Linked DNA regions of Mus musculus: region 2 is linked to region 1. The links are chromatin loops, found by intact Hi-C in ENCODE. Cell type or tissue: left cerebral cortex. All regions are shown on one strand. Links, peaks and the distances in the headings refer to the core of each region. The heading gives the core; the rest is flanking DNA. Region 1 has its middle 270 kb from the start of 4930455B14Rik. Region 2 overlaps Cfap20dc (CFAP20 domain containing).

Region 1 (12,063 bases), core at 4,312-9,311:
ATGGAAAGACCTCCCATGCTCATGGATTGGCAGGATCAATATAGTAAAAATGGCTATCTTGCCAAAAGCAATCTACAGATTCAATGAAATCCCCATCAAAATTCCAACTCAATTCTTCAACAAATTAGAAAGAGAAATCTGCAAATTCATGTGGAATAACAAAAAACCTAGGATAGCAAAAACTCTTCTCAAGGATAAAAGAACCTCTGGTGGAATCACCATGCCTGACCTAAAGCTGTACTAAAGAGCAATTGTGATAAAAACTGCATGGTATTGATATAGTGACAGACAAGTTGACCAATGGAACAGAATTGAAGACCCAGAAATGAACCAACACACCTATGGTCACTTGATCTTTGACAAGGGATCTAAAACCATCCAGTGGAAAAAAAGACAGCATTTTCAACAAATGGTGCTGGCATAACTGGTGGTTATCATGTAGAAGAATGGGAATATATCCATTCTTATCTCCTTGTACTAAGGTCAAATCTAAGTGGATCAAGGAACTTCACATAAAACCAGAGACACTGAAACTTATAGAGGAGAAAGTGAGGAAAAGCCTTGAAGATATGGGCACAGGGGAAAAATTCCTGAATAGAACAGCAATAGCTTGTGCTGTAAGATCGAGAATTGACAAATGGGATCTCATAAAATTCAAAGCTTCTGTAAGGTAAAAGACACTGTCAATAAGACAAAAAGGCCACCAACAGATTGGGAAAGGATCGTTACCAATCCTAAATCAGATAGGGGACTAATATCCAATATATATATGTAACTCAAGAAGGTGGATATATATGTATATATATATAACTCAAGAAATTGGACTTCAGAAAATCAAATAACCCCATTAAAAAATGGGGCTCAGAACAAAACAAAGAATTCTCACCTGAGGGATAACGAATGGCTGAGAAGCACCTGAAAAAATGTTCATCATCCTTAATCATCAGGGAAATGCAAATTAAAACAACCCTGAGATTCCACCTCACACCAATCAGAATGCCTAAGATCAAAAATTCAGGTGACAGCAGATGCTGGCAAGGATGTGGAGAAAGAGGAATACACCTCCATTGTTGGTGGGATTGCAAGCTTGTACAACCACTCTGGAATCAGTCTGGCGGTTCCTCAGAAAACTGGGAATAGTACTATCAGAGGATCCTGCAATACCTCTCCTGGGCATATATCCAGAAGATGTTCTAACTGTTAATAAGGACACATGCTCCACTATGTTCATAGGACCCTTATTTATAGTAGCCAGAAACTGGAAAGAACCCATATGTCCCTCAGCAGAGGAATGAATACAGAAAATGTGGTACATTTACACAATGGAGTACAACTCTGCTATTAAATAGAATGATTTAATGAAATTCCTAGGCAAATGGATGGACCTGGAGGGCATCACCTGAGTGAGGTAACCCAATCACAAAAGAACTCACATGATATGTACTCACTGATACGTGGATATTAGCCTAGCAACTTAGAATACCCTAGATACAAGTTGCAAACCATGAAACTCAAGAAGAACTAAGAACAAAGTGTGGTCACTTTGCCCCTTCTTAGAACTGGGAACAAAACACCCATGGAAGGAGTTACAGAGACAAAGTTTGGAGCAGAGATGAAAGGATGGACCATCTAGAGACCGCCATATCCAGGGATCCATCCCATAATCAGCCTCCAATCGCAGACACCATTGCATATGCCAGCAAGATTTTGCTGAAAGGACCCTGATATAGCTGTCTCTTTTGAGGCTATGCTGGTGCCTGGCAAACACAGACGTGGATGCTCACAGTCAGCTATTGGATGGAACATAGGCACCCAATGGAGGAACTAGAGAAAGTCCCAAAGGAGCTAAAGGGGTCTGCAACCCTATAGGTGGAACAACATTATGAACTAACCAGTACCCCCAGAGCTCGTGTCTCTAGCTGCATATGTTGCAGAAGATGGCCTAGTTGGCCATCATTGGGAAGAGAGGCCATTGGTCTTGCAAACTTTATATGCCTCAGTAAAGGGGAACACCAGGGCCAAGAAGTGGGAGTGGGTGGGTAGGTGAGTGGGGGGAGTGTATAGGGGACTTCTGGGATAATATTTGAAATGTAATTGAAGAAAATACCTAATAAAAAAAAGAGAGAAAAAAATTAAAAAGTTCAAAAAAACCATCTTCCTATGCAACTTGGGTGTGTGTGGGGGGGGGGGGGGGACTTTTGCTCTCCATGGCCTGTGAGTGGCCTCTGCTCTCACCTGAGGTCATATTGATATCCTTGGTATATACTGTTGCTGGGAGCCATGTATGGGTCCAGGATCTTGTTGCATCATGGGAAGATGTTGATGACCATGGCCTATGTAGTCATTAAAGGCCTTACAGATGTCTGTGGTCTGTTTTTGTGCTAAAACCATGTTGATGTCTATGGGCTGAGTTGCTGGCAAGGACCATGCTGATGTTTGTGACCTGTGTTGACTCCAGAAGCCATAGAGATGTCCATGCTCTGTGCTGCCATCTGAAGCCATGTTGATATACGTGGGGCCAGGTTGTCTCTTGCGTTGCGTGGTGTCTGAGGTCCATAACACATGCTGATGCTGGAGGCTAGGCATATGTCTGTGGTCCATGCTGTTGCTAGATACTATGTAGAAGCCCATGATCCATGCACTTGCTGACTGTGAAGGACAAAGAGGCTTCTTCTCCAATCGTATGGATGACTGCTGACTCACAGTTGAGAATGAGAGACATAGAAGGCATCTTTGACTATAAAAATGCTGAAGTGTAGTTCTCTACAATAGAAGGCTGGTGGCAGGGGTGGAGTGGGGCACAACTCACTTTTCATTAAGAGGATGGCCTCCCAAAGACTGACCATGTCCCAGCTACTATATGAACAACACAAATTTAACTTCAAAAAAATCATTTTGGAGGGAGGGCCACCAGGGTGTCTGGGAACTTGGAGGACTGGGAAGTAAGGATGACAGAATGCATTATACCAACCCCCCAAATAATCAATAAAATACTGTGTTTAAAATAAAATAAAAGTTTAAATATGTGCTAAAAAGTTGAAATATAGATTGGAAGCTCAGATATGCTCATTTATTAAAAACTCATAAAGTGTTCTCTTAAAGAGAGTGGCTTACTAGCCTTTGTCATTATCTAGAGTGTAAGTAGCAGAAAGACTTAGTGTTTATAGCTATAATCCATACTTTTGTCATGAGTTTTCTGATGCTCACTGGTTCCTAAAATGAATATCTTATTTTTAAGTAGGAATACACATACTTAATGAATTTTCAGTTTCTATTTATCATCTCCACTTAAGTCTCTATATCTCTAGATTGTCATCTTTCAATTAAATATTCATTGCTAATGACATTTCCCCACCACTTTCATAGAAATATAGTAACACGTTGTAAAAAGAAGCAATTTGGCATTTTCTACTCAAGCAGAGAGTCCAAATGACTCTAAATTAAGCCCAAAGCTTTAAAGGCTCTGTTTCTCTGATGAGTTTCACGAATCATGAACCCTGATTCTGTTTCTTTGCTTCTTGCTTGTACCAGGAAGAGAGAGCTAACATTTGTGTTAGGAATTTGCTTCATATTTAATTACGGCCAAGTCATTTACTTTCATAACAATTCAGGAAGCAAGTTCTTTATTTATTTAGTAGATGAAAAGTTTAGAGCTCAAAGGTTGTATAATATTCCTCCATCATGGTTCATCTCGATGTCACTATAGATTGTCACCCAGTATCCACTTATTGGTCCCTTACCTCTGTCTTACCCTCTCCTTCACAGATACTCCCTTAAATGTCCCTGTGTCCCTTGTGTCACTGTGGGGGTGGGCTTTGAGGTCCTGTGCTAAAGCTTTACCCAGTGTGTAGTGGACCCTCTTCCTGCCTGCCTGGGGAAGAAAGCCTCCTTCTAGATGCCTTCAGACCAAGATGGAGAATATCTGCTTCCTCGGCACTATGACTGTCTCAACACTGCCATACTTCCTGCCATGATATTAATGGACTGATCCTCTGAAACTGTAACCCAGCACCAATTAACAACCACCACCATAACAACAAAGTCCTAACTAAGGTGGCAGATAATATCCATTTTATGAGGATTTGTAAAAATCAGAGACCCCTATATAGCTGTTAACTTTCTGTGCCCCGCGTCACCAGGACAACATTCCCAGGACAATATTATATGCTTCTTTTCTACCAGAGATACTGAGTACAGTGAATGAGCTCATAGTAGGCTTACAAATTGGACTACATTTTGTCACAAAGCCTATATTTTATTAAGTATTTTAATATTCTATATTTCTGCATCCCACTAGTGTGTTATCTTAAAAGTCTGCTTTTAAGTCTTGGTGAGTCCTGTTAATTAAAAATGTTGAGAAACTTCCTATAGACTTCTAAAAGTCTTAGCTTATAGCATCATCCAGTTCGCTTCTGACAGACTCATGTTAAATCCATAAAACATTTCTCTGCCTTCTCTGTATACCTCTCTTCCTGTCTGGGGCTACTCCCTGCAGACTCCTCCCGTGGCCCATTTTATGTGATTTTCTGATCACAGCCTTCTGACTCCACACAGCTGCCTGCCTTTGCTCAATGCCTTTAAAGCTTTCATTTGCTAGGCACCGTCCTGGGTGGATTGCTCCTGGATGGAGATATTTCTGTGATAGACAGTGTTTTATTATAAATGAGTGCTTCTGCTGCCTGCATCTTCCGGCTTCACGTGTGAGGGATGCCTGTTCGGGAAACTCTCTTTGCTTTTCACGGGTCTAGGCTTCATCTCTGCTTCAGTAAACATTAATCCTTGATTGCTTCCCTGGACTACATTTTTCCAATGAATTGTGTTTCTTCTAATGCCCCAAGGAGCCTGGGAACCAGGGCTTCCATTTCCTCAGGAAGTCTCTGACCCTCGTTCTTTTCTGATGACTTCCTGCTGATACCCATCTCAGGTTTGGGTCTTTTGCCAGGTGCACTCTGCTTCTTACCACTGTGCTCTGATAAACCTTTATGCTAGAGTTATAGAGTCTGATATGTATTTGGCTCAGAAGAAACCTTTATAGGTGAGATGACATTTCTGAAAAATGAATCCCAAAAGTGCGACTTATGAAACTATTTTTTTTCCTTGTTGGTGTAGGTTGTAAGCGTGCTAAGAGTCCCTTCCCGTTTCCATTGATTTCCTGTGGCTTGCAGAGAATTTTAGGCTAACACTTATTTTTGGAAATCAGCAGTCATAATTCTCAGGGACTAATTTTAGCTCTTGAATGCCTAATAAGTCTTGCTGTTGATACATAATCACTACATTGGTTTTCAGCTGATACAATGGGAAGCGCTATGCAGCAGATCCCTTTACAAGAATGTTCACAAACCTTGTCAAATGTTGCTAACACCCAATTTTCCTGTTTGGGTGTTAGGGTTGTGTGTATCACATGGATCTTTGAACTGATCAGACTGTGCAGTTAACTACCATCAGGGTTCTTAGCCTACTGATCATAAAGATTGTGCTCAAAGCAGAAAACAGTTCTCAGAGAGACTGAGAGACATATTCAAGATGTTCATGGGTAGTAAGATGACCACAGGTACTTTCACAGTATTTGTGAAATGATTATACGGTCATAATTAGAATTTAATAAGTGTTTTTGATTTTGTATAATGCTATTGTGACTCTTGGCATGGTTTTGATGCTACAACTGAAGACATTGAAGACACACTTTGAGCACAGTGTAGCTCATTATGAACAGGCCTAGAGGAGGAGCAGCCTGGTTGTATATTTTAATGTGCCTTATGGGTGGAGGGAATTTTTTGCAGTATTAATTATTCTGCCTGTACCCAATGTTCTAATTACCTTTAGCTCTTTAAAAGTAATTTGCAGCATATGGACAGCTGTTTGTATAGACAGAATTATGCATTTCTAAAATCTTTTCTCTTGCTTTTGGGAGTTGCTCAGTGGCTTTCTTTCCTGCTTTCAGCTCCTCCATTTGCAGATTGCAGAAACACAAAGGTGGCTGAAGCCGTTCTGACATAATGCTGTGCCTACAGTTGTCATGGTGCCATCAAAGCAAGTGTACAAAGGCTTTTTTAGTGGGATTTTTTTGTAGTGACCTTCATTTGATGGATGAAAGACCAGCATCCATAGAACAGAGGTTCTGTTCTATCGTTGATGCCTTTGTACAAATTTGTAGCTAAAAGGTGTGGGAGTTTTTATCCTTGCTTTGGCATTACATAGTCTGCTGAGCTTCCTTCTACCAAAAAATTCTAGAGCTATTGTTCTTGTAATTAAATATAGTTTTCAGAGTTTATGAAGGGGCCAGAGTTTCAAATTTATGAGATCTTGTTTCATTAACATATATTTATATATGTATATATACACACACACATATATATAGTGAATTATTTATTACACTCAAATATCCAGAGGAAACTTCCCCAACTGTTATGAGTGAAGCACCAAGTTCTCATATTAGTAAATACAGCATCATCAGGCTCTGTAAGTTTCTGTAATATAAACTATCTGCTTCATTCAGTTAAAATGATCCCATATGGTAATATACTTGTGAAAAACCACAAGTGAAATTACTGTTTAAAAAACTAAACAAACAAAAAATCCAAAACTAAACAAAACCCAAACAAACAAACAAACAAAACCCAAGCCATCCCCTGACCCCCCAATCTCCTTGTATAAGAAAGTCTTTTTTTGTTTTGCTTTAAGTTTGAAGAGAAGCCCCCTGGTCTTGCAAACTTTATATGCCCCAGTACAGGGGAACGCCAGGGCCAAGAAGTGGGAGTGGGTGGGTAGGGGAGTGGGGGGGGGGTATAGGGGACTTTTGGGATAGCATTTGAAATGTAAATGAAGAAAATATCTAACAAAAAAAAAGAAAATGAAAAAAGTCAAAAAAAAGAAAAGAAAAAAAAGAAAAAGGAAAAAGAAAGAAAGAAAGAAAGAAAGAAAGAAAGAAAGGAAGGAAGGAAGGAAGGAAGGAAGGAAGGAAGGAAGGAAGGAAGGAAGGAAGGAAGGAAGGAAGAAAGAAAGTTAGTTGTCTCCAGGGAACAGACAACTGGCTAGTCTTTGGCCTGAATGATTTTTCTGAGTTCTGACCAGCAGGGTGCAGTATTGAATCTTAGTTACTGCTCAGCGGGTCAGAAGGAGAAGAAAGTAGTTATGTTCCTTCCAACCGGCTTAATTTATACATCCTAGTAATTGGACATTTCTTTTGGACGTGACTAGCATGCTTGATTCAATTCTCAACTCCCTGGGTTCTAGCCACTTCTTTTCTAGTACCAGTGCATGAACTGAAGGTTCACACGAGGGAGTGTTACCAGCCTGGGAGACTGAGGGAGAAGTTGATCATTTTTGTTATAGGAGAATCATGTTGGTAGTAGATGCTGCCAGACGCTCTGGAGCAGTAATTCTCAACCTGTGGGTGGCAACCCCTTTGGGAGTTGTATGTCCAATGTTCTGCATATCAATATTTACACTATGATTCATAGCAGCAACAAATTACAATTATGAAGCAGCAGTGAGATAATTCTATGGCTAGGATTACCACAGCCTGAGGAACAGTATTCACGCACCCAGGCATTAGGAAGCCTGAGAATGACCCAGGAGAATGCTCCCAAACTTAACATTTGGGGCTCAGTTGGCTCTGCACCCACTTCTGTTCCTGCTTTTCTGGGTTGTCATCACAGTTGGGTGACTAGTTACACTCTGGCTATAACAAGGAATAAAGAGACATTCGATAGATTGTCACAGATTGTGAGATATTAGATTTTTATTGGAAAACAGGGATATATTTCTATTCTTAGGAGGGGGAAACATAGTGCCTTCATCTGAAAGCATATTGCCAAGAAATCATCTCAGTGTTCACATGGGAAAACAGTAGGATATCTATGAAAACTTTCAGAAACTTGTTTGTAGAGCCATGTTGGGGTGGTAATTGCATAAATATAAAAATATACATCTAGTGTTAGTTGTCTCAAGGAAGGAATCAGCAGTGTAAACTTCTAGCTCTTCATTACTAGACATTCATTAATGGTGTTTTAGAATTCTTCCAATAGTTTTTCAAGTAGTTTTAACTGCTAAAGAAAAACTTCCTAATAAGTTAAATACAATAAATAAATAAATAAATAAAATAGAGTATTGAGCATAAGGCTAATAAATGTGTGACCCATCATAACCTTTCCCGAGCTTAATGTACAGAAACTGACCTTGCCTCGGGGCAGTATGAGTAGGGGATATTTGTTATCTTTTGTTAATTCCATTGTGTGCAAATGATTACAAGGAGCTTGTTGTATTCATAACTAGAGCAAAGGAAGAACAAATAATTTGTCTTGTGCAAAGAGTCTGGTTAATTTAGTAGAAAACTCACCAACACCTTCTTGTTACAAATATAACATTGTAGGGAAGAAGTAATAGAACTGGTCATGTGCATTCATGGACTTCCTGTTTAAAAGTCAGCTTTAAGGTATCAGCACCCATTCACTCTCTACAGGATGCTTTGCATTGTGCATATGGATATCACCTTGATACCCCATCGTTTTCATCTTTGCCCAGACTCCTGTGTGCCTGTGATTAGAATAGCTGCTGCCACTCCTTTATGTTCGTCTACTTTAGGGATTGGCCTGCCTGTTGAATTAGCTTGATTGAATTCTCCACACTATAGAAAAACAACTCCAACAAGTGATAAATATTTTTAATTAATTTGGGTTGAAAAACTTCATACATGAGGACTATGTTTACATAATCTCCTTCCCTCTGGCAACCCCTTCAACTCTTCCCATGCTCCCAGACTCAAATTTATGAACTCTTCTTCTTTAATTACACACATACACACACACACACACACACACACACACACACACACACACAGACACAGAGACAGACAGACAGACAGACAGACATCTCACTGAGCCCATTTAATGTTGCTCATATGTATATATGTTTTGGTTGACTATTTGGAATTAGATAACTTATCAGGGTGTTCATACCTGCAGAAAGTAGATTTCTTTCTTTCTCAGCAGTCATTGATTGATTAGAGTTCTTCATCTAGGTGGAGTCTGTGAAAACTCCCCTATCTATATCAGCATGTCATCTAATTTTATGATTTATTGTAGGACTTATTTAGGCAGCCATATTGTTGAGATTTTTATAGGCACAGCTTCCCTGTCATGCCTAGAAGACACTTTGTAGCAGCAGATGTCTTGATCCTCTGGCTCTTAATCTTTCTAATTCCTCTTAAGTAATTTTCCCTGAGCCTTGGGTAAATGTGTTGCTAAACACCACCAAATTACTTACTTTCTGCATTCTGATCAGGATAAATATATTCCAGAATATAGTCTGGAATTATATTGATTTAGAAAAATGTCAGTAGTAGGTTCTCCTCTAGGGTGTGAGATCTCTCTAGTCCTTGGTAGTTGACTAGGTTTATAACAAGACATAAATTCCCTCCTACTGAGTGGACCTTAGGTCTAATGAGACAGCTGTCGGTTTTCTCCAATATAAAAGTGTCTCTAATGAGATATCTTGCTAGGCCAGTCATTATTGCAATGCATAACCTTTACAGTTGGATAGGACAATTGACTGATTTTCTCCCCTGGCCATTTACATAGCAGCTACGACAGCTAGTCTTTGATGCTACAAGAACTAATCCTCAGGAAGAAGGTTTCCTGGTCAGTTCCACTCATTCCTTCAAGTTCTGTATCCAAAATATGTGATGTCTTCTGCAATAGAGTCTTAGGTTCACATTCTGGGCAGTAACAAAGGGCAATGGCAGTATCTCATATTGTTTGGCGAGTTGTCCTGGTATCCCCTGTCTAGATCTCCTTCTAGCAGAAAGTACTTGAAGCCATTAATGATCAGCCATAGTTTACATTATTGCGTTGGTTTCAGATTCTATAACAACAACGACGATGGTGGTGGTGGTAATAGCAGAAAGTCGAGTCTCTACAGCTACACATGAGCAGTAATACTCTGTCTATTGGGACGATTTTCATCAGGTATTTGCAGAGGGGATTTTACTACCATGAATTTACTATAAATATGCTTTTGTCAGGAATGAGTCTGGGGATACTATAAGATAAATGAGACATTGGATTCACCTAAGGCCATGCCTTATAAACAACTGAGGAAATTATTAATTCATAGAGTTTTTCTTTACCATAAAACACACACACAGGCACACACGCACACACATGCACACACATACACACACAATGTATACAATTAAAAATAGGTGGAATTAAAGTACCATTATTGAAATAGCATTAAATTTAAAAAATTTAAAGGGAAATTAGAAATGTTCTAGAAAGATGACAACAGAGAGGAGAGCCGAAATAAGTGAAAATGAGAATCAAAAAAAAATCAATACAATGAGTTGGGTTGTTTTTGTTTTTTAAAAATTTTTTACAAAGGTAAACAAAATTGATAAGTCTTCAGCTAGGTTTACTAAAAGGGGAGAAAGTGGATTCAAGTAAGTAAAATGAGAAACGTGAGGGAAAGGAATCTCCCAATACAGAAAGAAAAAGTATTATAGAATAGTTTTTAAAAGTATTTTTAAAATTCTTTTTGACAGATTCAGAATTGTGATCTAACAGTTTTCTCTTTCAGTTACCTCAGAGTTGTCTGTCCTATTTTCTTTTTTAGGTTTCTGATGAGGCATCTGCTATGAGTTATGGCCTTGAGCTCCTGATGTAGCCCAGGCTGGCCTTGAGCTCCTGATGTAGCCCAGGCTGGCCTTGAGCTCCTGATGTAGCCCAGGCTGGCCTTGAGCTCCTGATGTAGCCCAGGCTGGTCTTGAGCTCCTGATGTAGCCCAGGCTGTCCTTGACCTCTTGATGGTGTACTTCAGTCTTCTGAGAGGTGGGATTGCTTAAGCCATAGTTTCTTCAAATGTTCTTCCTTTTCCTTCTTTCCTTTTGAATATTTTGATCATAGATGTGTAAAACTGTCTAGCAGTTTAACTGAATCTGTTCCTTCTTTTCGACTTTTTTCTTCTTATTCTTCACCTTGAACAATTTCTATTCATCCATTTTCAAGTGCCCATACTGTTTTGTCTGACATTTTCGTTTGTTAATTGAATGAGTTCTTTCTACTTTTCTATTCCTCTGTTGAGACTTCCTATTTTTTTGCTCATTATGAGTATACTTTGTTTTATTTTGTCTACTAGTTCAAGTATCTTGTAGAAGTTGGGCTTGTGTCTTTTTTCCAGGCCTATGCACCCAGAAAAAAAAAAGACTCAGACTTAAAATATATTTACAAATACCTTGGCCATATAGATAGACTCTTCTTAGACTGGATCATAACTTAACCCATTTATTCTGATCTACATTCTGCCATGTAGCTGCTTACCTTTGTTCAGGTACCCTGTGGCCCTTTTGTCACATCTTCCCTGGGTGAATCTTCCTGAGTCACCTCTATCCCAGAATTCTTTTGGCCTCTTCCATGTCCCTCCATCTATTCTGCCCTTTCCTATAGGCCATAGGTTTTAAAATTGACAGACAATGCATCCATACAATACACAGATATTCTTTCTAAAGTATCTGGGAGTTTGAGTGATGCCATGCCTATATTTGCATGGTGACAATGGAAATCTTTTCTCTATGGAGAAAGAGAAAGTTGTATTTTGAATCACAAAATTCAAACAAACTAATACAGCATATGGGGAGGGATAGTTTCTTCAATCCTTATTGAAAGCTGTTGTGATTTTTAGAAGTAAAATTGAACTTGTCTCTAGTTTATGATTTTTTTTTAAATGTAGAAAACCAAAGGTCCTCTGTATACTTGTTGGCTCTTTAAAATCTTAGGCTTGTTTTTGTCACTTCTTCCTAGTGAAGGACCATTATTAGGATATATACACACATACATATATCAAAAATGTATATTCATGTATTTGACATACATACATATGCATACATGCGTTTTTGCCTTTTACTGCCATAGTTTTTAAAATTCCATTTGCTCATGTGAGCACAGACACCCTTACATACATGTAAAAACACATGAAAACATAAACATGACATTATACATAAATACAAATATACATAAATGCATATAAGATATTTAAATGCAACCTGGTTAATCCATTTACTTGTGCTTG
Region 2 (12,063 bases), core at 2,718-7,717, 320 kb before region 1:
CTTAGTAACATATCTTAAACAGATTTTTCAGGCCAGGTGTATAAAGGAATCTCCTCACTGCCTACTGTATCCTGTGCCAAGAAAACAAACAACAGCAAAGATCTGGTCTGAAGCTGTTTATTATTGATCAACAAAGATGACAGGAAGCTAGCACCAGAATGTAAATAAGCTTTCTCACCAAGAACACTCTTTTTTTCCTACCAGAAGCTTTCACAGAGGAAAAGCACCGTATTACACTGTGGTCCAACTTCCTTATCTCACAGCAATGGCCACTTTGAACAACACTGTTCTCTGATTTTAAAAGCTCTCAGGTGTTACTTTGTTTTTATAATACATCAGTTTTATTGAACTCTTATTATGTACACAGTACTTGCACTAATATATTCAGTCCTCTCAAAACCTTTGTGAAATTTGTCATCATAATCATCGTCATCATCAGTGCCATCATCAACATCCTCTTCCTCCTCCTCCTCTCCCTCCCCCTTCTCTTCCTCCTCCTCCTTCTCTTCCTCCTCCTCCTCCTCCTCCTCCTCCCTTCTCAATGAAAACAACTGCAGCACAGTGTTTCCAGACAGTTGGCAGTGGCCTAGGATGTGATCTAGAGAGTGGGTGATGATTGATGTCTGGGTGATGAATGTATTGACCACTTCATATACGATCTTGAAATGTGAATCCTAACGACAGCTTACTGAGAGAGGCTTTATTGTCTCCATCTCAGAATGGAGGGGCAATGTCCCCAGACTGCGAGTTTCCCAGAGACAGTGAAATAATTTATGCCTGCCTGCTCTCTTTGGTAGCCTTGAAGGACCCTGGGCTGACAGGCATTGTAAAGAATTACTATGGCCTCCGCCTTTGTGAAGTCAGACATATTACCAGTGACCCAAGTACCCGATAGATAAGATGTTTTGCCTTGGGCAAGTGGAGGTTAAAGAGTGTGTCTGTGTGTGCATGCTCGAACATGCACGTTTAGAGGCCAGAGGCTGCCATTGGATAGCTTCTGTAATCATCCTCCAACTCATCTCTCACTAAAGCCAGAACTCACCAACTGACTAGACTGCCTGGGTAGTGAACCCCAGCGATCCTCCTGTTTCTTTCCTCCCCAGTCTTTGGGCTACAGACATGAGCAACCACATCCGTTTGTTTGTTGTTGTTGTTTTCTTTCTTAATGGGTGCTATGGATCAAAATAAGGTCCTTAGGTTTGTGTGTCATGCATTTCACTAAGCTATCTTTCTAGGCCATAATGACTTCTTTTAAAGACATACTCAAACCCTAAGGCTCAGGAGAGGACAAGTCTAGTCACATTGAGTTGTGAATGACTGAATGTCTAGGCACTTCTCTCAATACTGATGTCCACAGAGATCTCCTACAAGATCTGACTTCTGCCTTGGGAGAAAGGTATAGAGAATGTGATCCAGTAAGAGCTTAGACAGCCAGTTCCCACAGATGCCAAGGTAAGGATAGTATGTACAATCTACTTTCCAAACACAGGGTTGAGCATGTTAGAGTCCAGAGTCCAGCAAACACTCAGCTGGTGTTTGCTCCTGTGTTGTTTGGATAATGTAAGGTACTGCCCAGACATGACTGAGTGAGCCTCTGAAAAGCTTCCAAAGATCCCACTGCAGTACTGACTCTGGTAATAGCTGTCCCAGAAATAGGGCTTCCCTTTCAGCATGCATGTCCCAGGAAGAGGCTGCTCCATGACTGATACAGGGACTTAGGTTAGGATGCAAACAGTGTCAGTGCTAACAAAGTGAAAAAGACAGGGATGTCCACTGACTCTGTCCACGGAGTTGGTTGCATAGAAGGAGAAAGAGGTGGGTGGACTCGATAGTTTCAAGCCATGGGACCTATAATAGTGATGGCATGTGGTCTGAGAGATACAAACTGTGGATATTTAAAGGGCTTTGCACTGGGCTTGTTTTGGTAACCACTAGAGCTAACTCAGAATGGTCTCGGATCTTAAAAGGGTTCTAGGGCTTATATCTCACTGCATTCAGTATGGGAAACACCAGAAATACAAAGTTCCAACTTGGAAATTTGGTATAGGAAAAGTACATTTGAACTTCCTGTTTTTTCTCCCTGCCCCCGACCCAAATTACTAAAGTTATATTTGCAGAAGTTTTCTGTGTCAGCCAGCTTGCACAAGGGTGTGGGGAAAATGTTTTAAAAACCAATGTAGCACAGCCAGAGTCGGAGAGAATAATAAATGGTAAGTGCGCACACACTTGTATTACTTTTTTAAAATGAGGGAAGGATAACTGGATGGTACAATTGGGGACCACAGTCCTCACCAAGGTGGGCAGGGGACTGTGATGCCTGATAGCAAGGACATTCAGGAATGTTGGGGAAGGAGCGGAGGGAAGCCGGAGGGAAGCCGGAAACATTTCCAGGCCTGCTAGTGCCTGAAACAGTGAGGAGAGTCATCGAGCAGGCAGAGGAGAGGAGAACCTCCCCCGAGAGAACAGGCTTTGTGCGTCTCTAGAGAGAATGGCCATGGGAGAGCCTCCGGACACAGGCCGATGGGGCTCAGGTGAGGCACATGAGAGAAAAATATCTCAGTTCTGAACGAAAATTGAAGGTTCTGACTAGATCCTCAACCATAAAATGAACCCCTTCATAAAGTGAAATGGGGACAAAGAGCTCTGACACAGGAGTGATAAAGAAAACTGAATATAAGTTAAAGTACAAATCGCAAGAATTGTCTTATTAACTACATGTCTATATTAGTATTGCTTTAAGGAGCTTGTGCTTCAACGACCGTTGGCTTCGGTGTAGAGGGGAGGTCCAGTGTGATTATAGGACCCGGGACTCCCAAGGACTCTGCCATTAGGGTGGCCGGAAGAGAAGGAATAGACTCAGACACACGGCAAACAATGAAACAAGTAAGTCTGGGCATTTTAAAATGCCAAGCAGATCCTAAAATACTATTTGATAGGCCACCATGTTTACAGATAATTAATTAATTAATTAGTTAATTAGTTAATTAATGTGCCTCACTCTCAGAGGTCAGAAGAAAACTTATTAGGAGTCAGTTCTCTTCTTTACCACAGGGACTCTAAGGAACTCAGCTTGGGTCATCAGGCTTCATGGCCAGTCCTGTACTTGCTGGCCACTGTCCTAACCTATCTGGGAGCCAGAAAAATGAAGTCATGGCACATGGACTGTCAGGGCCCAGCAGAAGTGAGCTGGGGCTGCAGTTCTGTTAACCTGCTTAGAGGAACTGGGGCAAGATGACTCCCCAGGCCTTGGGTTTTCTCACTTGCAGAGCTGTCTCCTACTCCTACCAGTTAAGAGTAAGCTAATGTAGGAGTGGCCAGCTCCCTCCCTCTCCCTCCCTCCCTCTCCCTCCCTCCCTCTCATTGCCTCTCCCTCCCTCCCTTCTAAGAGAGAGAGCATTAGCTGTGGATGACAGCTAGCTGTAATTTCTAAACAAAAGTCACATGAAAAAATGGGTGCTCCTGAACAGCGTAACTAAAATGGCTTTAAATAAGGAGAATATTTTTGAAAATAAAATCAGTTGAACACCTTTTACATGCTCTGCACTGATTATTAATTAAAATTACCACTCAAGTTAAAATCTCTAAACCCTGTCACTTTAGTAATGCTTTAAGAACTACCACTGAGATGCTACAACTGCGAATCCAGAGAAGTAACACTATGTATTCTGATCACCATAACAAAAGCCACAGGCTGATTTTACAGAGAACCTGGGTTAGAGGCTCAGTTCCCCTGCCCTGTCTGATGTGCTCAGTTCCCCTGCCCTGTCTGATGTGCTCAGTTCCCCTGCCCTGTCTGATGTGCTCAGTTCCCCTGTCCTGTCTGACCTGCTCAGTTCCCCTGCCCTGTCTGATGTGCTCAGTTCCCCTGTCCTGTCTGACCTGCTCAGTTCCCCTGCCCTGTCTGACCTGCTCAGTTCCCCTGCCCTCTCTGATGTGCTCAGTTCCCCTGCCCTGTCTGATGTACTCAGTTCCCCTGCCCTGTCTGATGTACTCAGTTCCCCTGCCCTGTCTGATGTGCTCAGTATTTGATGCGATGTGATTTTCTCCTTGCCATTTGCCCTCCCCTGAGGGTCGCCATTGACAGTTGATGTGAAAAAGACATTGTGACCATTTTAAAATAAGACCTAGAATTTGCCTTGCTTAAAACATTTTAAAAATCATTCTATAGTAATCCCCACATCAAGTAGAGATTTTCTCCTTTGACATACATAGAAACTGGGTTCTCAGAAACTTAAGTCACTTACCCAGGGTTTTAGTTAAGAACACAGGTATAAGTCACTGGGGGTTTCTGAGTTAAAGTTCTGTGATGCTTCCTAAAGTCATGTGACAAATCAAAAGACTTTTCTTAAAGTATTTCAAGAGTAATTAGAGGGGAATGAATGTTTAATCACACTGAAAACAATTCAGGGAAGAGGAACACAATAGAGAGCTTTAAACATTGTGAAACACTGTAGCAGGGTTCTCAGTCGTCTGAACACACACTCACTTTATGCTTAGAACAGTCTAGTATCGTTACTCTGCCCCAGTCTCCGACATATATAATGGGTGAAGGCAGGGAAAACAGTTGCCACAGTTTTCTAATATGTGAGGGAGGAAAGGAGCATTTGCCATACAAAGTATTAGCCAGAAAAGCTCTCCCGTTTATAGATATTTTGCAGCTTAAATCTTATTGAGATTCAGATGATGATTCTATACTTGGCAAGTTATAACTTTCAGAATAGCAAGTCATAGATTGCTTTTAGAGTTTAGTTATATTTATACTATTGCCCTATATATCTCTAAGCCAACAGATGCACACCAAAGCTGCTCATGGGTATCAAAGATCCAAGTTATAGAAAACAGACACTGTGTCAGCAGTGGTCTGATGTCTAGTCACATAGAGATGGAGGCTCAGTTAGCTGAGGCAAAAGTCTAAAGACATTTACTCTCTACTTTCCTGGCTGGAAAATGGAAGGCCTGATGTTTGTGGGCGGATGATGAACTCAACCCTCACTGCACTAGGCAGCAGAGATACCAAACTAGCCTTCAGGAAGAAAGCCAAGCCTGACAGGGTGGAAGCCACACCCTGCAATAAGACCAAGCTTTCCTAAACTCACCGTCATTTCCTGCACTGCCTGAGGGCTCTTTTAAAACCGCTCAAACTCAATGCACAGGCAGATCATTCGGCAGACACTGGATCAACTGACACGGTCTCTTTGTTAAATGTGCTGCCGCTGCTGCCTCTGGCTCTTCTAACCTAGCAAAGGCCCTGAGACAGGTGCGTGACAGGGCTTCTGCTGCCAACAATTTTGAGTAAAACCTAAGAAAGATGGTGACCAGGCAGTTTTAGGACAAGGCACTCAGGCTACAAAGAGAGAACATGGACTTTGTGGGAGCAGGGATCTTTGCTTTGTGTACTGATGGACTATGTAGAGGTACTTGATAAATGCATGGCAAAAGCAGAGGTCTCCTTGTGGCACCTAATAGCCACATGGGGGACAGCAAGACTTTATTCCACCCAGAATCCTCGATGCTTCCTTGAAGCATGAAAAGTATATGAAAGCCAATATAAGAAGAATCTTATAAGTGTTCATATGAGATTTATGTTCTATGATAGGCATGGTTGGCCCTGCTGTAATTTCAGTACTCAGAAGGTTAAGGCAGTAGGACTGCAAGCTGGAGAATAGCACTGGCAACACAGTGAGCCTCTATCTCAACACACACACACACACCCTACCTCATAAATATAATGTATATTTATGAATAAACATATTTATGTATAGATAGACTCTCATAATAATTTAAGAATTTTTTACTAATAGCCATTACTGTGTTGAAGCTGGTAAACCCCTGGCTCTACTTAGCTTTTATGATTGACAAATGTCCCCATGATACAACTCACAGACCAAATGAAACCCAGGAAGAAGGAAGACCACACCAAAGTGTAGATACTACAATCCTACTCAGCGGGGGAAGAAAATAATCTTGGGAAGTAGAGGGAGAGAGGGAACTGGGAAGAGAGGAGGAGGAGGGTAAAAAGGGGGGAGCTAGGAAAAAGCACAGAGGGTCAGGAATTTGAAAGGAGGTGAGTAGCAGTGGGGGAGGGGGAACTGGGGGCAGTCACTAGTTAGAAAGTCCCAGATGCCAGGGACCCAAGAGGTTCCCAGGACCCAACAGGGAGGACATTAACTAAAATACCTAACAAAGGGGAGAGAGAACCTGTAGAGATCTTATCCACTGGATAGGCACTGCCGCAGGGTGTGGGATGGGGCCACCCACCCACCTCAAAAATATTAATCCAGATTTCCTCCTGTCTAAAGAAAATGCAGGGACAAGGAGTGGAGCAGAGACTGAAGGAAAGGTTATGCAGAGACTGCCCCACCTAGGGATCCATCCCATCTGCAGACACCAAACCCAGACAGTATTGCTGATGCCAAGAAGCCCGTGCTGATAGGTAGGAGCCTGGTATAGCTGTCCCCTGAGAGGCTCTGCCAGAGCCTGACCAATACAGATGTGGATGCTTGCAGTCAAACATCAGCCTGTGCGTGGGGACTCCAATGGAGGAGTTAGGGCAAGGACTGAAGGAGCCGAAGGGTTTGCAGCCCCATAAGAACAACAACATCAACCAACCAGACTCCCCCCCCCCCAAAGCTCCCAGGGACTAAACCACCAATTAGAGAGTACACGGGGGGGGGGGCAAGCATGGCTCCAGCTGGATATATAGCAGAGGATTGCGTTATCTGGCATCAATGAGAGGGGACCCCCTTGATCCTGTGAAGGCTCAATGCCCCAGTGTAGGGGAATGCTAGGATGCTGCAGAAGGAGTGGGTGGGCTGGTGGGGAGCACCCTCGTAGAGGCAGGGGAGGGGGGAGAAGGGATTTGTGGAGGGGAAACTGTAAAGGAGAAAACATTTGAAATGTAAGTAAATAAAATAACCAATAAAAAAGTTTTTAAAAAAGATTGACAAACATCATAGCATCTTACATAACTGGGCACTTCCTTTTGTTGTTCTATAGATCATCTTTAGATAAATTGAACTGACCTGAAGTGAGACTGATGGCATCTTGCTTGACCTCCCACCTATATTTCCACATAGATAAAAGATAGAATTGAGTCATTAGGTCTTACTGCCAAAAAAGCTTCAATATACTAGTGCAATTAAATGTTTTCATCATCGGAGTCTTAATACAGTCTTCAATACAGACTACAGCATTGCGAATTAATAAAATTTAAGTATTGATTACTCTCAGATTACTCTCACTTCTAGAGTTTATGAGGCCTAAAAGACAGTATAAAGTATTAAGTTCTCATTTGCAAAAACACCCTACACACATCGAATTAGATGACTGCACAGTTTCAGCAAGAGAAATCCTGTTTCTCTTGGCTGTCTCTAACTTTTTTTTTAATCCAGCTTTTGGGCCCCTTTTCCTCCTAGAGAATTGCCTCAACCAGCCTTGATACGAAGGGATGTACCTAGTCCCATTGTCATGTGTGGCTGCTATCACAGGAGGCCTGCCCTTTTCTAAAAGAAAATGGAAGAGAGGCAAGGTGGGGGAGGAATGTGAAGAGAGAAGGGACAGGAAACTCTGGTCAGAGTGTTATGAGAGAAGAATAAATTTTTTAAAAAAGAAAGCTGAAACTATTTCTACAGCTATAAGAGTACTTTTAGTAGTTTGGATATAAGTTAATAGGACAAGGGTAACTATAAGGCAAGTTGCACCTTTCTGCCAACTTCCTCCTGGGTCTCCAGGTGCTGATGATGCAACGAGAGGGCGGGAGAATTTTATTTGCTGAGTTCTAGGATTTCAGCTACCAAGGCTCAATGGGGTCCCAAGAGAGCTGAATATCCTCTGAAGCATTTTAGGTCTTCACAGAGCACTGGGAAGCCGTTCTCAGTTGTTTCTGGGCCAGTGTCTTAGTTAGGGTTTCTACTGCTGTGATAAAACATGATGAACAAGAGCAACACAAAGCGTTTATTTATCTTACAGCTCATAATTCATCATCCAGAAAAAATCAGAGCAGGAACTCAAGCCCAGAGCCTGGAGGGAGGAGTTGATGGCGGCCATGGAGGAATGCTGCTTACTGGCCTTCTTCTGCTTTCTTATTCACTGTAGGACGGCCACTGCCCACCCACAATGGGCTGAGTCCTCCACTTCAATCACCAATTAGTCACTAATTAGGAACTCCGTAAGATTAAGGCAAATCTTATGGAGGCATTTTTCTCAATTGAGCATCTCTCTTTCAAAATGACTGTATCTTGTGTCTAGTTGACAAAAAAACCTAGCCAGCACAGCCAGGAAGAACCGGATCTTGGACAGCAGAGAATTCCAATGACATCTGGGTCTCCAGGTACTGATGATATGGACGAAGAGTACCAGTGGTCCAAGGGCCTGGAGTGTGAGGTGTAAAACAGAGGAAGACACTAACATTTGGACAGCTTGTCACACATGTGTAAATCTGTTAAATGTGTTTTATCTGGAGTCAGAGTTCTACGTCTGCTAAAGGGATGGACCTGACTGACCTCTTCCTCAAAAGACCTAAAGCAGCAATGAACCAGATCACACTGAAGCTAGGCACAGCTCAGGCTCAGCCCAACCATGAGCAGACGTGGCCTGAAAGAGAAAGGAGTATTCTTTTTCTGGAGGTGAGCTCCTTTTGTCTTAGGTTTTACTTTTCTTTATATGATCAGTCCTCTGACTCTACAGGTTTTATACCAGAGGATTCGACCAACTGTGGATTCAAATATTTGCAGGGAATACCATCTTTATTGTACATACACAACAGGACAGCATGACTATTTACATAGCTCTTATACTATATTAACTATTACAAGTGATGTAGAGATGATTCACAATATACGGAAAGGTGCATGCAAGTTGTATGCAAACACATTTTGGTATCTGAAGAGTCCTAGAACCAATCCCTGTGGGAACTCTGGGGCACCTTTGCACACGCATGCTACATGAATCATTTGAAACACATATGGATGTAAGGAAACCACAATGGTGGGTTGATGAAAGTGTGTGCAGCAGTGACCTGGGTGGGCAACTGTTGAGTAACTGATGAACAAGGGTACATGTTATTCTCAGGGTAGCATTCAATAATCACGTACTCTTAGTACTCAGTGAACGAGTAATGACAACTTAAAATTACTTTCCCTTTTTTCTAAAAATGTATTTCTACAAGCATTTCTAAAAACAAAAAAAAAGACAATAATCTGAAACAAGTATTTCTAGAAAAAAAGAAAAGATAAGGAAAAACAAACAAGCTTGTTTTCTTGTTAGAAAATAAAATATCCTTCAAATTCTGAATAGTTATTTTTTTCCAAATGCTGACTTAGATACCAGAGTAGAAAATTAAAACACAGTTCATCTCTATGTGGATGTCACAGTCTACTAGAAAAGGCAGACCTGTAAATGACTATGAATCAACTGAATAAATGCTGTTACAGAACATACAGAGAATGCTATAGAAACCAGAGTAGATGCTTTAGATCTGCATTCAAATGGAAGAGCCAGGTTCAGGGTGAAGAAGAGCCTAAGTCAGTTTTAAAGAGGCAGTGGCATTTCACAGATGGAGAGAACGGCTACAGAAGAGAAGAAGGAGCCGGAGAGAGCCCTGAGGCTATAAAGTTTGCGGACCCAACAGTCCAACAGTCTTTTTTTTTTTTTTCCTTCTTGGTTTTTTTTGAGACAGGGTTTCTCTGTATAGCCCTGGCTGTCCTGGAACTCACTCTGTAGACCAGGCTGGCCTCGAACTCAGAAATCCGCCTGCTTCTGCCTCCGGAGTGCTGAGATTAAAGGCATGTGCCACCATGTCCAGCTCATAGTCCAACAGTCTTATAGACAGTCTGGGCTCTACAGGAGACAGATAGGGGAAAGGAGTGGGCAGGAGATTTGGCTGGACACAACGATCTGAGCTAGACTGAAGAACCCTGAGAGCACCGCATCACAGATCCTTGGAACCGTTCAGGCCAGGAAGTGATGAAGCAGCTCTGCTTGCTTGGCAATACCTCTGGAGCAACCACGTTGCCACACTGTTTAGAAACTGGTCTCCTTCCCTGGGCTAGGAGCACTGAACAGTGAGGAAGGCTGGGATGGGCCAAGAAAGAAAAGAAGTAAGATTTGAGAGATGAGACCACAGAGATGAAGAAACTTTCCTGACTTCCCCACGGATGTGATTTTCATCATCATAAATACTTATTAGTAATTCATAGTACTCATTTGTAAGTGACAAGGCTTAGCTCATTTCCACATAAGGACAGGTAAACTCTGATTTTAAAATTCCACTGTAGGCTGTGTTTTAAAAGAAAACACATGGACAATATCAAAAAGACTGTGATAATTAACGGTGGAAGAGAAGTAGTCCATCCTTGGGAAAGTGTCAGCCTCCAAGAACATCAGGAATCATAGTTGGGATGAGAATGAGGCTGACTCTCTCAAATCTGGGCAGATGCAGTTCAAGGCAGTCTGCAGCCTCCAGGACAGCAGGAGACTCCTAGTGTTTGGTCCCGTGTTCCAGAGCTCCGCCCTGGGTCTCTGGAGGAAAGAACAAAGCTGCAAAGCCAATCAAACAAACTAATCAGATTAAAGGGGCAAGTGGCTGAGTTGGCCAGGACAGCCATAGACCCAGCTGAACTAGCTCACCTTCCGTGACTTTGGTGTAGCTAGCTAGAGATAGCCACACAATCTGCTTCTGGCAACGCAACGAGCCCTGCCCAGAAAGCTTCAGTTACATTTCAATGGCCGGAAGCAGCTGGGGTCATGGCTATCCAGACCAACACTTTTCAAGAAAAGAGGGAATGAGTATTGGCAGTGAACAGTGTCTGCCACAGCAGCCTGACCTTCTAACCCATGAAGCTGAAATTCTACTGCCAAACTGCTGAAACCCCTGCAAGCTCAGGAAGTGAGAAAAAGCATTTCTTCCTCAGGAGTCAGTTTGTTTTTGCTACTAAAGAAGGTGCAGACACACATCTTTGACTTGAAATTGTATTATCTCAGCATAATATAATTTGAATAATAAGTTTAAGACACGGAGATTTGGGACGTTTACATAAATTGATTGCATACAAAAGCCTTTTAGGAGTCCAAGCAGACAGTTGGTGTTTTATCTATTGTGCATATCACTGGCAATGAAAGTGTGCAAGCTCGCTACAGCTCCAACAGAAGCACACGCACCTGCACAAGCCAGGACTCTGCATGCTCACCACAACGGTGCGGACAAACCAGCTGCTGCTATTTCCCTTCCTGCCCAAATATTTTCCAAATACTGCCCTGTTTTTGTTACTGTAACGAGGTAACAAAATTCACAGAAGTATTTAACAATTGGCTACTATATATATGACAGATTGCTAAATTTACTAACAGTCCTACTGTTCAACTATAAAATCCAAAAAAAAAAAAATGCTACATAAACTCCATGCTTGGTGGCCTTAATTCTAATTTAACTCAAGGTAATAAGAATTAATTTGATCCAAATATTTGCCAACAGGACGAGTTCTGTGATGTATGGAAGGGTGGTGCTGAATTCACTGTTTTCTATTTCTTGCTGCTAAACAACATATCAGCTTGCTCATCTCCTGAAATTGCATAAAACAGATAGGAGAGCTAATTTAAACAGTTGTTTGTGCATTCAATATTTATAACCCGAATCTTGCATGACTGACTGGAAGCAGTGAGTTAGAAGGTTTAGCTCAGCGGCTGCCTGGAGTGATGGATGGCCTCGAAGAATTTCTTGTTCACTGACCAGATCAATCACATAACAGAATGAAAAAAAAAATCAGCCCAATCCAGATTCCCAACATTTCCATCTGTATGCAAAGCTCGTGCTGGAAAGAATGTATCATAAAACAGAATGCGAAGCTACCTAAGAATAATAAAAGCCCACCCAAATGACGTGAAATGTAAATACAAGAAATAAGGTAACAGTGATATTATACTTTTAACTGAATATTAATAAAAATCTTATGACATTTATATTTCAAAAAGTTATGTCAATTTAAGTGGTATTTTGACTGAGCTCAGACACATGAAAGAGAGTAACAGTTTGCAAATTAGTGAAAGGTTTAAATATTTTTGGCAGTG

The links. A loop is a pair of places that touch in the nucleus more often than their neighbours do. Peaks named below come from ENCODE experiments on the same cell type or tissue, not always from the same donor. Only the 100,000 strongest peaks of a DNase experiment are listed, where the experiment ranks them.
Region 2: a loop joins it to region 1, with 2.1 times the contacts of the local background. A loop is called at or near these places in 4 of 42 quality-filtered maps.

What each region holds. Positions count from the first base shown.
Region 1 is chr14:8,928,149-8,940,211 of GRCm38, forward strand. No RefSeq gene overlaps it. Among named protein-coding and RNA genes, the nearest start is that of 4930455B14Rik, 270 kb to the left of the region's middle. In left cerebral cortex, for the core only: a CTCF peak has its summit at 7,090 (motif pointing right); a DNase peak (open chromatin) is centred at 7,096.
Region 2 is chr14:8,610,757-8,622,819 of GRCm38, forward strand. The region is part of intron 4 of Cfap20dc (CFAP20 domain containing); the gene reads right to left. Among named protein-coding and RNA genes, the nearest start is that of Cfap20dc, 50 kb to the right of the region's middle. In left cerebral cortex, for the core only: no CTCF peak of the experiment used is centred there; a DNase peak (open chromatin) is centred at 4,944.